Regions from separate parts of the Homo sapiens genome. Here region 2 is linked to region 1. The links are chromatin loops, found by intact Hi-C in ENCODE. Cell type or tissue: A673. All regions are shown on one strand. Each heading gives the region's core, and the rest is flanking DNA. Links, peaks and the distances in the headings are about the cores only. Region 1 has its middle 72 kb from the start of TMEM47. Region 2 has its middle 59 kb from the start of TMEM47.

The links. Hi-C counts contacts between places; a loop is a spot of excess contacts. Peaks named below come from ENCODE experiments on the same cell type or tissue, not always from the same donor. Only the 100,000 strongest peaks of a DNase experiment are listed, where the experiment ranks them.
Region 2: a loop joins it to region 1, with 20 times the contacts of the local background. A loop is called at or near these places in 1 of 110 quality-filtered maps.

Annotation. Positions count from the first base shown.
Region 1 is chrX:34,582,728-34,588,121 of GRCh38, reverse strand. No RefSeq gene overlaps it. Among named protein-coding and RNA genes, the nearest start is that of TMEM47, 72 kb to the left of the region's middle. In A673, for the core only: no CTCF peak of the experiment used is centred there; DNase peaks (open chromatin) are centred at 2,371 and 2,911; H3K4me3 peaks cover 972 bases; H3K27ac peaks cover 3,115 bases.
Region 2 is chrX:34,713,201-34,718,594 of GRCh38, reverse strand. No RefSeq gene overlaps it. Among named protein-coding and RNA genes, the nearest start is that of TMEM47, 59 kb to the right of the region's middle. In A673, for the core only: no CTCF peak of the experiment used is centred there; a DNase peak (open chromatin) is centred at 2,754; H3K27ac peaks cover 2,118 bases.

The DNA.
Region 1 (5,394 bases), core at 205-5,204:
TCTGAAATTAACTAACATCACACCTAGAGGAACTAAAAAAACAAAAACCAAGAACAAACTAACCCTAAAGCTAGTAGAAGCAAAGCAATAACCAAGAGCAGAACTGAATGAAATTGAGACCCAAAAATCCATATAAAGAATCGACAAAACCAAGTTGGTCCTTTGAAAGGATAAACGAGATCCATAGACTGCTAGCTAGATTAACAAAGAAAAAAAGAAAGATCCAAATGAGCACAATCAGAAAAGAAAAAGGTAATGTTACATCTGATCCCACAGAAATACAAAAGATTCTCACAGACTTTGGACCCAAAGTAGACAATTTAGAGAAAACTAATTAAATATTTAATCCATTTTAATATGTGTACATTGTGAAACAGCTAAATCAAGCTAATTAACGTATCTATTAACTCACATACTTAACATTTTTTATGGTGAGAACACTTAAAATCTACTCTCTTGGCTATTTTCAAGTATACAATACGTTGTTATTAACCACAGTCACCATGTTGTATAATGGATCTCTTGAAGTTATCTCTCATATCTAAGTGAAATTTTATATCCTTTGACTAACATCATCCCAATGCCTCTCTTCCCTAATTGCTGCCAGTTCCTGGTGACCACCATTCTTTGCTTCCATGAGTTTGACTTTTTAGATTCCCCATGTAAGTGACATGCATTGTTTATCTTTCTGTGCCTAGTTATTTTACTTAACATAATGTCCCCCAGGTTCATCGAAGTTGTTACAAATGACAGCATTTCCTCCTTTTTAAACTAAGTATGTTTTTTGCACTTTTATACTTTCCTGTATTTAATACAGTTTATCTAATGAGACAAGCTAAATTTTAAAAATTAATGTACGTTTGTATTTAAAATAAATTTATGTTTGTGTTTGTTACATAGTTCATTCTGTAGATGGTGATAATCTGTGACGTTTCGGATTCTTCTCAGTGAGGTGTGCTGTAATGGAAAAAATGTGACTCAACTAAAAGATTTGCTTTCTTTTCCTGATTATTCTGCTAACTGCCTATATTTAGTGAGTCATTTGACCTCTTTGAGGTGAGTTTCTTTATCTGTAAAATGAAGAGTGTTGATCTACCTTACCTCAAAATTTCCATGTTTCCTTTGATACCAAAATAAACATTATGTGTGACTCTTCTTAATTGGATATCTTAATAATATTGCTAATACATTTTCAAATTTAAAACCCTCTGTACGTTGCATGTATTACATGTTTTTCCTAAAGCCCATAACACAAATACCTGAAGCCTAATAGACAGTCTTTCAAATCCTTGACAAAAAGTGTAACTTGTAATCACATTTAGATTTTGCTGTATTAAAAGTTCTCCTGAATTTGCTTATTGAAGGAAAAAGCCTTTTTTAGTAATTTATCTGAATGTTGAAAATATTGCAAGCTTGCGTTAAAGACAATAGTAACTTTCACATGCATATTCACATTAACAACCTCTTTTTTCCCAGTGAAAGCATCATTGGCTATAAAAGTTACATATCTGCTTTTTCTTTACTGAGTGAAATTGGCTTTTGACTCCTCTGATTACATGATAACTAAATCGGACATCTGGTTCTAAGTGATATGTTTTCTTTGCTTTTTCATTTGTTTATTGTTGTTTGCATTACTGAAAAATGCATTAAAACTGAATGCTGATGAAAAAAGCAGAATTCTGTCAGACGGAGAGAACAAGCTTTCTCACTGTAGATACCATTTTAACTTTGAATCTTTCAAGTGTAGGTTTTTCTATTTGTCTATAGTTCTTTCCCCAAGACATGTTTTTCTTCTTCAAGTCAGATAACACTTTTCAGGAGATAGGAAATGATGAGGGGATGCGTACTTTTTCTTCTCTTCATCACTTACCTTAGGTGGCTACAGTAATGCCACAAAATAATAGGGGTAAGTTCTAAATTGAATCTAGCAGCATTTTATGTTATATTAAGCAGGATTTTAGTTGGACCTTTGGTGATTTCATAGAGAACTAAGTGAGTTTAGAGAGTTCTAGATATTGGTTGTATAAAAGTCTCTCTCTGTATATATAAAATAAGCCTTTTAGCCAGAATTCTGAAATGCAAATAAAATGTAGACTTTAAAATACACACACACACACACACACACACACGCACACACACACAACCCAATTATTTAAGGAACCAGGAAAGATATAGTTCTGTATTTTATTATGTTATATTTTCACAATACTCATATATAAGACTCTGGAATCTCATTTAAATAACAGGAAGTGAATAAGCCTGACATCTAGTAACAATACATTTTGGGAAATGTACACCCAACTGTGATCTTTGCCTTCAACAATTTACAAATGACTTTAATAAGCCTGAGAGTGCTGTTCTCTAATGGCAGTGTGTAAAGATATTGTTCGGAGTAAGAAAACGGAAGCAGCTGGTACTATTGTGCGTGATTCAGATCACAAAAAAAAAAAGCGTATATCCTGTTTCCACCGTGTCCAGAAAATCTCTCTTAAACCTCAAAAAATTAGGAATCAAATTATTTTGAAGGCTTTTGTGTATCCTGTATTGTAATGAAATATAATACTTAGGACTCTGAAATTTATTTCACTTCTGGAGAGTCCTGCAATTTGAGAAAATAGTGAGAAAGCGCTATTGAGAAAAACAAAACAACATAGCAATGATTTAAGCTATAAATAGTCATGGTTTTCTTACCTTTTAGTGAAACACAGATGTCACATTTGGAGCAAGACTTCTGTGGTAATGTGTTTGAAAATAAACACCAACAGTTTTCATTGAATCTAATTTACCTGCTATTGATTAGTAATGCTTAGCATTTTGAGAGCTTGGAAGAAAACGTGGGAGGAGGCAATCATCCCATCACTGTTACTTCACAGACAGCAAGGAAAATTACTTGAATTAAAGTCTATGCCCAAGTTCACATTCTCAAGCCTCCTAATAGATTTCTTACTGATGCCCTTCAATTCAGCTAAGGGAGCAAAATGATGTTTGTTAAGCATTGACTCTTAAAAGCCAGAAAATCCAAAGGAGATGCTGACAGCTGGTGATTTACTGAAGGAAGGTGAAGAAAGAAAAAAAATGGGTTGATATTTTAGCTTAGGTTCCTGACAGAGTCCAATATGTAGCTGCAGCTTGACTGTCTATACTCTGAATTAAAACAGGATAAAGCTGCTGGCTAATTATTCATAGGTCAGAAACTTGGCAGAGAGGTTAAAGAAACAAAAGTAGGTAGTGGGAACAAAGACTCTTTGAGGAAGATCTCATAAAATGGAGTTACTCTATCCTAACCGCACATTTAGAATAACCTGGAGCATTGTTAATAATGCATAGACCTCAATACAGACAAACAAAATTCATATAACCAAGGACGGTCATGGGCAGCCATGGTTGAGAACCACTGATTTAAATGACCATCACTATTTTTCTAGCATGTACCTATAATGGGGAAATTTTAGATTGAAAATATTTAATTAGTTTAAAAATATTTTTGTTTACCAAAGAGGAATTGTGCAGTTTGAGGGTATTTATTTAATAAACCATAATATGAGAAAACATATTTTAAATAACATAATCTTGGCTCACACATGATAGAAACTCAACGAAAGTTAGTCTCTGTTTTTTTTAGTACATCCGTGTATTTGTATACTCATGTAGGCACAAACACACATACATATATGGTAGTTACATGACATTAAATAAGTGTGATTTTTTTTCATAGAAATGGAGAATTAACCTCACACAGAATTAACCTCACTTATTATCATTATTTGAATGGCAACAAATTGTTTTCCCACAACAACAAAAAAATTTTGTTTGAGTTTTAGCATTACTTTCTAAGGTGTTATTACTTGTGTCTATAAAAGGAGTAAGACATCTGTACCACTAAAAATGATTTGGTTGCAAGTAACAGAAAATTTTAACAAAGATAACACTTATTGGCTCAATTTTCTGAAAATTCCAAATATGTTTGTGTTGCAGGTTGGTTTACACGTAGATGGCTTCAAGTTAGAATTGGTTCAGCAAAGTAAAAGTGTCACCAAAACTAACTTTTTATTTTGATAGAGTAACTGTTTTTTGCCTTCATAGAGTTGACCTATTCCTGAGGCTTGTTCCCCTAACTCTTTTAAGATGGCTGCTAACACAACCTGTGACACAGGCTGCCTAGTTTTCCTTCAGTGAGCAAGTGAGAGCATCTCTTCTTCCAACCATAAAACAGTGCTAAGCAACATTTTAATTAATTTATTTATTTTGAGACGGAGTCTCACTCTGTCACCCAGACTGGAGTGCAGTGGCACCATCTCGACTCACTGCAACCTTGGCCTCCTGGGTTCAAGCGATTCTCCTGCCTCAGCTTCCCGAGTAGCTGGGACTACAGGTGTGTGCCACCACGCCCGGCTAACTTTTTGTATTTTTGGTAGAGACGGGGTTTCACCGTGTTGGCCAGGATGGTCTCGATCTCCTGACCTCGTGATCTGCCCTCCTCGGCCTCCCAAAGTGCTAGGATCACAGGCGTGAGCCACCGTGCCCAGGCCAACTAATTCACATCACATGCTCATTCTTAACCACACATTGGCCTAAGGGGAATGGAATTATGTTGACTGGTTTGGGTAGATCCAAATCTGGAGCAAAGAGGTAGGATAACATGGTTGCCTTGTATACGTGTGTGTGTATGTGTGATGTGCTTGTGTGTGTGTGTGTGTGTGTGTGTGTGTGTGTGTGTGTGTGTATGATGGTAAGTGGGTAGATTCCAGGGAAAGCAACCATCAATGTCTACTACCTGATCAAAATAACATGTTTTAAACAACTAGATCAACTAAGAGTTAATAAATTAGAATTAATGAACATGTCTGAATATTTTTATTATCCACCATAGAAAATTATGTATGGTTAAATTATAAGTTGAGGTTCAGATGCAACAAACATTTTCCCTTTTGGATTCATGGAGGGCATAAAGTATCCTGCACGACACTATTTTATATATATTTATAAATTCATATCATCTATTATTTTGAATAATTTGAAAACAGTTTTGCCACTGTAACACTCCTTGTTATATTCAAATATTTCACTGGAGATAATACATATAGTTCAGAGGGTCTTAAGTGTTCTCACAGCAAAATAACCTCAGTGTTTCAGTAAAATTTTATGTGGGGCCCCCAGACCAAAATTCATATGTTATAGTTTTGTTTATTGAGTTATGCCCTGACAACTTAATAGGCATTTTTCACTGATAATTTAGTAGTCACTTGGGGAAAAAATGTAATACACATAGATTAAAAGAAAAATAGAACTTTTATTTCATTTTTAACTAGCCACAAGATGCATGTACCTGTTGAGCACTGTACACACTCTCAAACCTTGGAATCAGTTTGTAGATGATCGCCCTCATTTCTTGTA
Region 2 (5,394 bases), core at 96-5,095, 130 kb before region 1:
TGGAGTTTTCTGAGGATTCACTCCAGCACAGATGACTGACTGAGGAAACACAGGAATACCAACTGAAAAATAAACAGCTAAAGACCCAGGGGGCAAGGATGAAGGTGTATATAGACAGCTAGACACAAGGCATTCCCCTCACCAAAGGGTTGAAATGGGAGATCCTCAATAGGAAAATTGCTAAGTACTCCATTAATGTATGCCATGGTGATAGAAAGGCATCATGGAAAAATACTATCACCAGTGTTTTCTAACACCAGGTTCCAACTAAGCCAGTCATTTACCCAGTCATATAGTGATTAGCAAACAACTAAGACAGAAATCCAGTTCACATCCTTTTCCTACTGTAGGCTTCCAGTACTCAAGCAGATCTGAGTTTGGGAGGAGAAAAGTTTAACACTGAATAATGTTGGCATCTGAAATAACACTGAGTTGGAGTAGTCATTATGAAATGAAATCGAATTTGTTAATGCTTGGAAGATATTAAAATATTTTTATTGGTTAAGAGAGACTGGAAAAACTAGGGAGCATGTCCAGAATTTTAGCCAGGAACAGGGAACAATTGTTACACAGTAAGAATTAAAAGATGATTAAAAAGAATAAGGAAGAATTTCATACAATACAGGTGATTGAGTTAGTGTTTACAAAAACAAAACACTCAGGCAACCTCAATCTTGATTTCTCCTATGATATTCAGTCTTGCATAGATACAGTTTATAGGCAAGCAATAAACACCAAGATTTTTGAAGTATGCATGAAAATTGCTGCAATGCTTTTCAATGGACAGTGATAACAGCAAGCCTGTGCCTTAATCTGCCTGTGCTCTGAAGACTGGTTCATTGAACTGTTCTGAGAGCTATCAGTGCAGATATAGTCTTGCAACAGCTGTTATAGCAGCATCTGTGACCAAGATAAAGGCTATTGAAGTTTCTGTGCCACAAGTAAATTTCAGTGAAAGTTAATAGAGTGAGAGCATTCCTCAAACTGCAACAGAATCAGCTATTTCTCCACCAACAAAGTCTTTGTTCTTTAGCCTAGAGTCTTTTCTTTAACACATCTGGTAAACCAAGCTAGTCTTTCAGGAAATGGAGAAACAAAATTACCTAATCCTGTAGTAGAAGTCAAGAGGACATCCTCACCTCATAAAGAGGAATACCTCCTCACCATCGCGCCACACCCCCGCCAAAAAAAAAAAAAAAAAAAAAAAAACCCAGAAGAGATAAAACAAGTGAAGATGCTAACAGTCTTGCTTTGAGTGGGAATAATAAAACAAAAATAAAGAAACAACTTGATATAAAGAAAAATACCACTGAACCAGGAACCTAAGAGCTTTTCTGTTGGGCTCTCAGAAAACATCTTGTACAGATCTTTTCAATACTCCTCCTCTCCCAGCAAATCCTATGCCTGTTATTAAGGATTCAATAAAACTGAGATTTAACTAGCCAAAGCAATCTCAGGGATCCATAGCTATATAGGCCAACTCAGCCTGTTCTTTTACTAAATCTGTTTGCTGACAAATGCTTTAAAAAAAGAATGGAATGTACCAAATTAAACTAAAAATAAACATAGGTTTATTTGGTGTCCTCCCTCACTGGGTTCAATCAGCACGTGGTCAAAAGTTCTAATTAGTACATGGAGCCAGAATTGCTATTATTAATTTGTTAACAACAGTATAAGTGATGTTAGATATTGACAAACTTAGTTACTCTTTCTTAATTTGGACAAAGAAAGTTGACAGCTCTTCTTTTTTCCAACTAACATGTATAAATCCTCCATTGTGTTTTTATCCATCACATGCGGATTTTTTCATGTGACATTGCAATTATTTAAACTCTTGCCCTTTCTTAATTCATTTTTCAAAGTTGGAAGATGACCTTTGCATCATTAGGAGATGCATTAATAGGCTTTATTTTCACCATTATTGTATGCTATCTGGTATACAATATTTTTTCTTCCCACATTTTTGTTCTCTGCAGTCACTTTACCTGCCCTCTCTTAACCTAAGAACTACGGTTATACAAAACTGCATGTTTTGTGTAGCTATGGAGTCAGACTGTAATCGCCAGACACAGACTTAGTCATTTTGTTTACACAATGTGGGAAAATTCAGTTTATTAAATATTTCATATAACTATATCCAATCTTTGCCAAACTGGAAACTTGGACATTTTCCGCTTAGTAATTTTTGGCTCTAAAAATGTATTTTTTATTTTTTAATTGTGTAGTGATTTTGTAATTCTAGTACTCATAACATGAAGATCAGACTGTTGTTTTCACATGATGTATGTAGTATCTCATCACTGGAGTTTATTTTGTTTTATATTTAAACACATTTTATTTTACAAGAGCTATCTTACAAACAGATGATGTATTTCCTTACTTAAAAAAAAAAAAAACAGTTGTTTTAAAACAACTGGCCAGCAGTTGTGGTTCACATCTATAATCTCAGCACTTTGGGAGGATGAGGAGGGAGGATTGCTTGAGTCCAGGAGTTCGAGACCAGCCTGGGCAACATAGTGAGACCTCATATCTACAAGAAAAATCAAAAAATTAGCCAGGCATGGAGGTGTGTGCCTGTGGTCGCTGCTATTCAGGCGGCTGAGTTGGGAGGATCACTTGAGCCCAGGAATTCAAGGCTGCAGTGAGCCATGGTCATGCCACTGAACTGCAGCCTGGGTGACTAAACAAGACCTTGTCTCAAAAAATAAAAATAAAAACAAATGAAACAACAAACTTGAAAGGAAGAAAGGAGGGAAGGAAGGAAGGAAAGAAGGAAGGAAGGAAGGAAGGAAGGAAGGAAGGAAGGAAGGAAGGAAGGAAGGGAGGGGGAGAGGGAGGGACAGAAGGCAAAACCCATCAGCCTTAAGGGGAACAAATCAGGAATGAAATAATAAAAATGTTTACCATTAAAAGAGTTGGGGTTGTGAACATATTTAACCATGCTCAATACTTCTAATTTTTCTGATGCATGTATATAACATTTGTAATTTTAAGAATGTAAAAATAAAAGCTTGGAGCTGTTAACTTGGAACAAGCATTAGAGAGTTAGGGGTTTTTTGTCTTTTTTTTTTTTTTTTGAGACAGGGTCTCTCTCTGTCACCCAAGTTGGAGTATGGTGGCATGATCTACAGATAGAGATAGAGATAGAGATAGAGATAGAGATAGAGATAGAGATAGAGATAGAGATATCCATATCTATATCTATGTGTGTATAATAGTTATATATATGGTGTGTGTATTTCAAGAGCATTTTATTGCCTATTTTATTGTAGCTAGTATTTTTTTTTTCAGTTGCAGCTGCAAAAAGTTATAGCAGGTATAGAACTTAGCCTTCCTGGAACCTGGAAAATTGTAAAGCAATAAAAAGTAAAAATGCCTTTTTATAAATGGTTTCATGTAGTTTTAATGATAGTATGAAATATTTTATGGGAGAGATGCCACAGTGTTAGCTAAATTATCAAATAATTCTTAGACAGTATTACCAATATCAATGTCTGGAGCTTATTTCTAAGAAGTTATACTTGTAGCCATGGATCAACTTTATGATACCCTTAAGTTTAACAACCCTAAACTCTTTGTTAGAGACAGGGATTGGGGCCTTTAAAAATATATATCTATATATTTAAATATAATAATTATGGGACATGTACTCTGCTCCTCGAGATCCCAAAACTCACCAAAACCAAAGAGGAATACAGAATATTGTTAAGCACAATTCTACTAAAAAATACATCAGCAAAATATGTAAAAGTAAATTCAAATTGCATGTTAGATATGTCTATCCTTCAAATCCATTGATCATCTAGCTACAGGAGATTGACCCCCAAATCCACTGCCCGAAACACTCTGACCCATTTTCTCCTTCAACTTATCAATTGAACCATAGTCTGCCAATGACACTCTTTTCTTTCTCTATTACAAAGAACAATCCAGGGCTCCTTAATATCTACTTGTACAACCACTTATAATCACCTGTTTAAAAATATCAAAACAAAAACCCTGTGGACAGGATATTCTGGGAAGGAGATATATTTATATTTACTTTTTGCAGATCCATTGACTGAATTTTTTCAGTCCATTTATTTTGAGGAATTTGGGCACTATACTACACTCTAAAGATACTGTATTGACTGAAACAGATAAAGCCCATGCAATTACACAGTTTACTGTTAAGGGGAAAGAGACTATCAAATTATCACATCAATAAGCACAGCTAGGAGGGATGATAAGTGCTACATAAAGGGAAACTAAGTTTGTTTTGTAGAATTGTACGAGGGATCTTAATTTCAATTGAAAATTCAAGGAAGGTCTTTCTGAGAAGTAATCATGTATAGCGTGTCCTTAAGGATGAGAATAAGTCAGGCATGAAAAGAGCAAACAAGAAGATGCACAAAAGCCCTGAGGTAAGAAAGTTATTTGGGGGTTTGAGGGAATGAAAAAAGGTCAAGAGTGAGTAGCATGGTGGCGGGGGGGCGGTAGGGGGAGGGGATGAAACGTGAAGAATTTGTGGAGGAAGGCAGAAGTCAGCTCCCAAAAGGGCTTTATAAAAAGATTTAGTATTTGAGATGTTATTTTAGGTATAATGGGAAGTGCATGAAAAATTTGGGGGAGAAGGCATGATCTAGTTGGCATTTTAAGAAAATCATTCTGCAGTTTATTAAGCATGAATCCACCAATAGCAATTGATGGCACCTATTTTCGTAAATGTAGAAGAGCTTATGAAATTGGGGACATATTACACAAATCAGGTGTAAGATAAAAGACTCCTTTTTAGAAAGAGTTAAGTGTCAGGAAACATATTCAATTTGTCCAATGGGAAGGAAATTGCCTATTAGAAGCATAAGAATTCTAGAATACATTTTCTAGTAGACACTACCTACATAAACTTTCTCATGTAGATAAAGATTGCAAATGCTTGAAATGCCTTCTCCCATGTAATCATCAAATGAAATATCCTGTTTTAAATATTCCCATATAGCAAAGGAATGTAAGGTCACACAGATAGAATTTCATGGGACAAAAGTTATTCTAAGTTAAGTAAAAAATTGCAGGTCTAATTTATATTGGCTTTGCAGTCACACACTTCTTTATAGCTGGCTGTGTGACTGTCACAGTGAAGAAGAGACCTCCCTATATTTGAAACTATATCACTTGAAGCACTTATTAATATGTATCATACCCCATTAATTATATAAATCTTATGTTCAGGTGTCACTACAATGGCCGAGTGACAATACACACAGCACTACCAGCACACAGTATGTTCTTGGTACCAACCACTCAGTGAATATGAGTAACTATATAATGGGTTCAATAAGTGCTTTTTCAATCAAATGTATACATTTTAAGAAATAACTGAATTGGTTGCACGCATCTTATAATAAGGAGGAAATG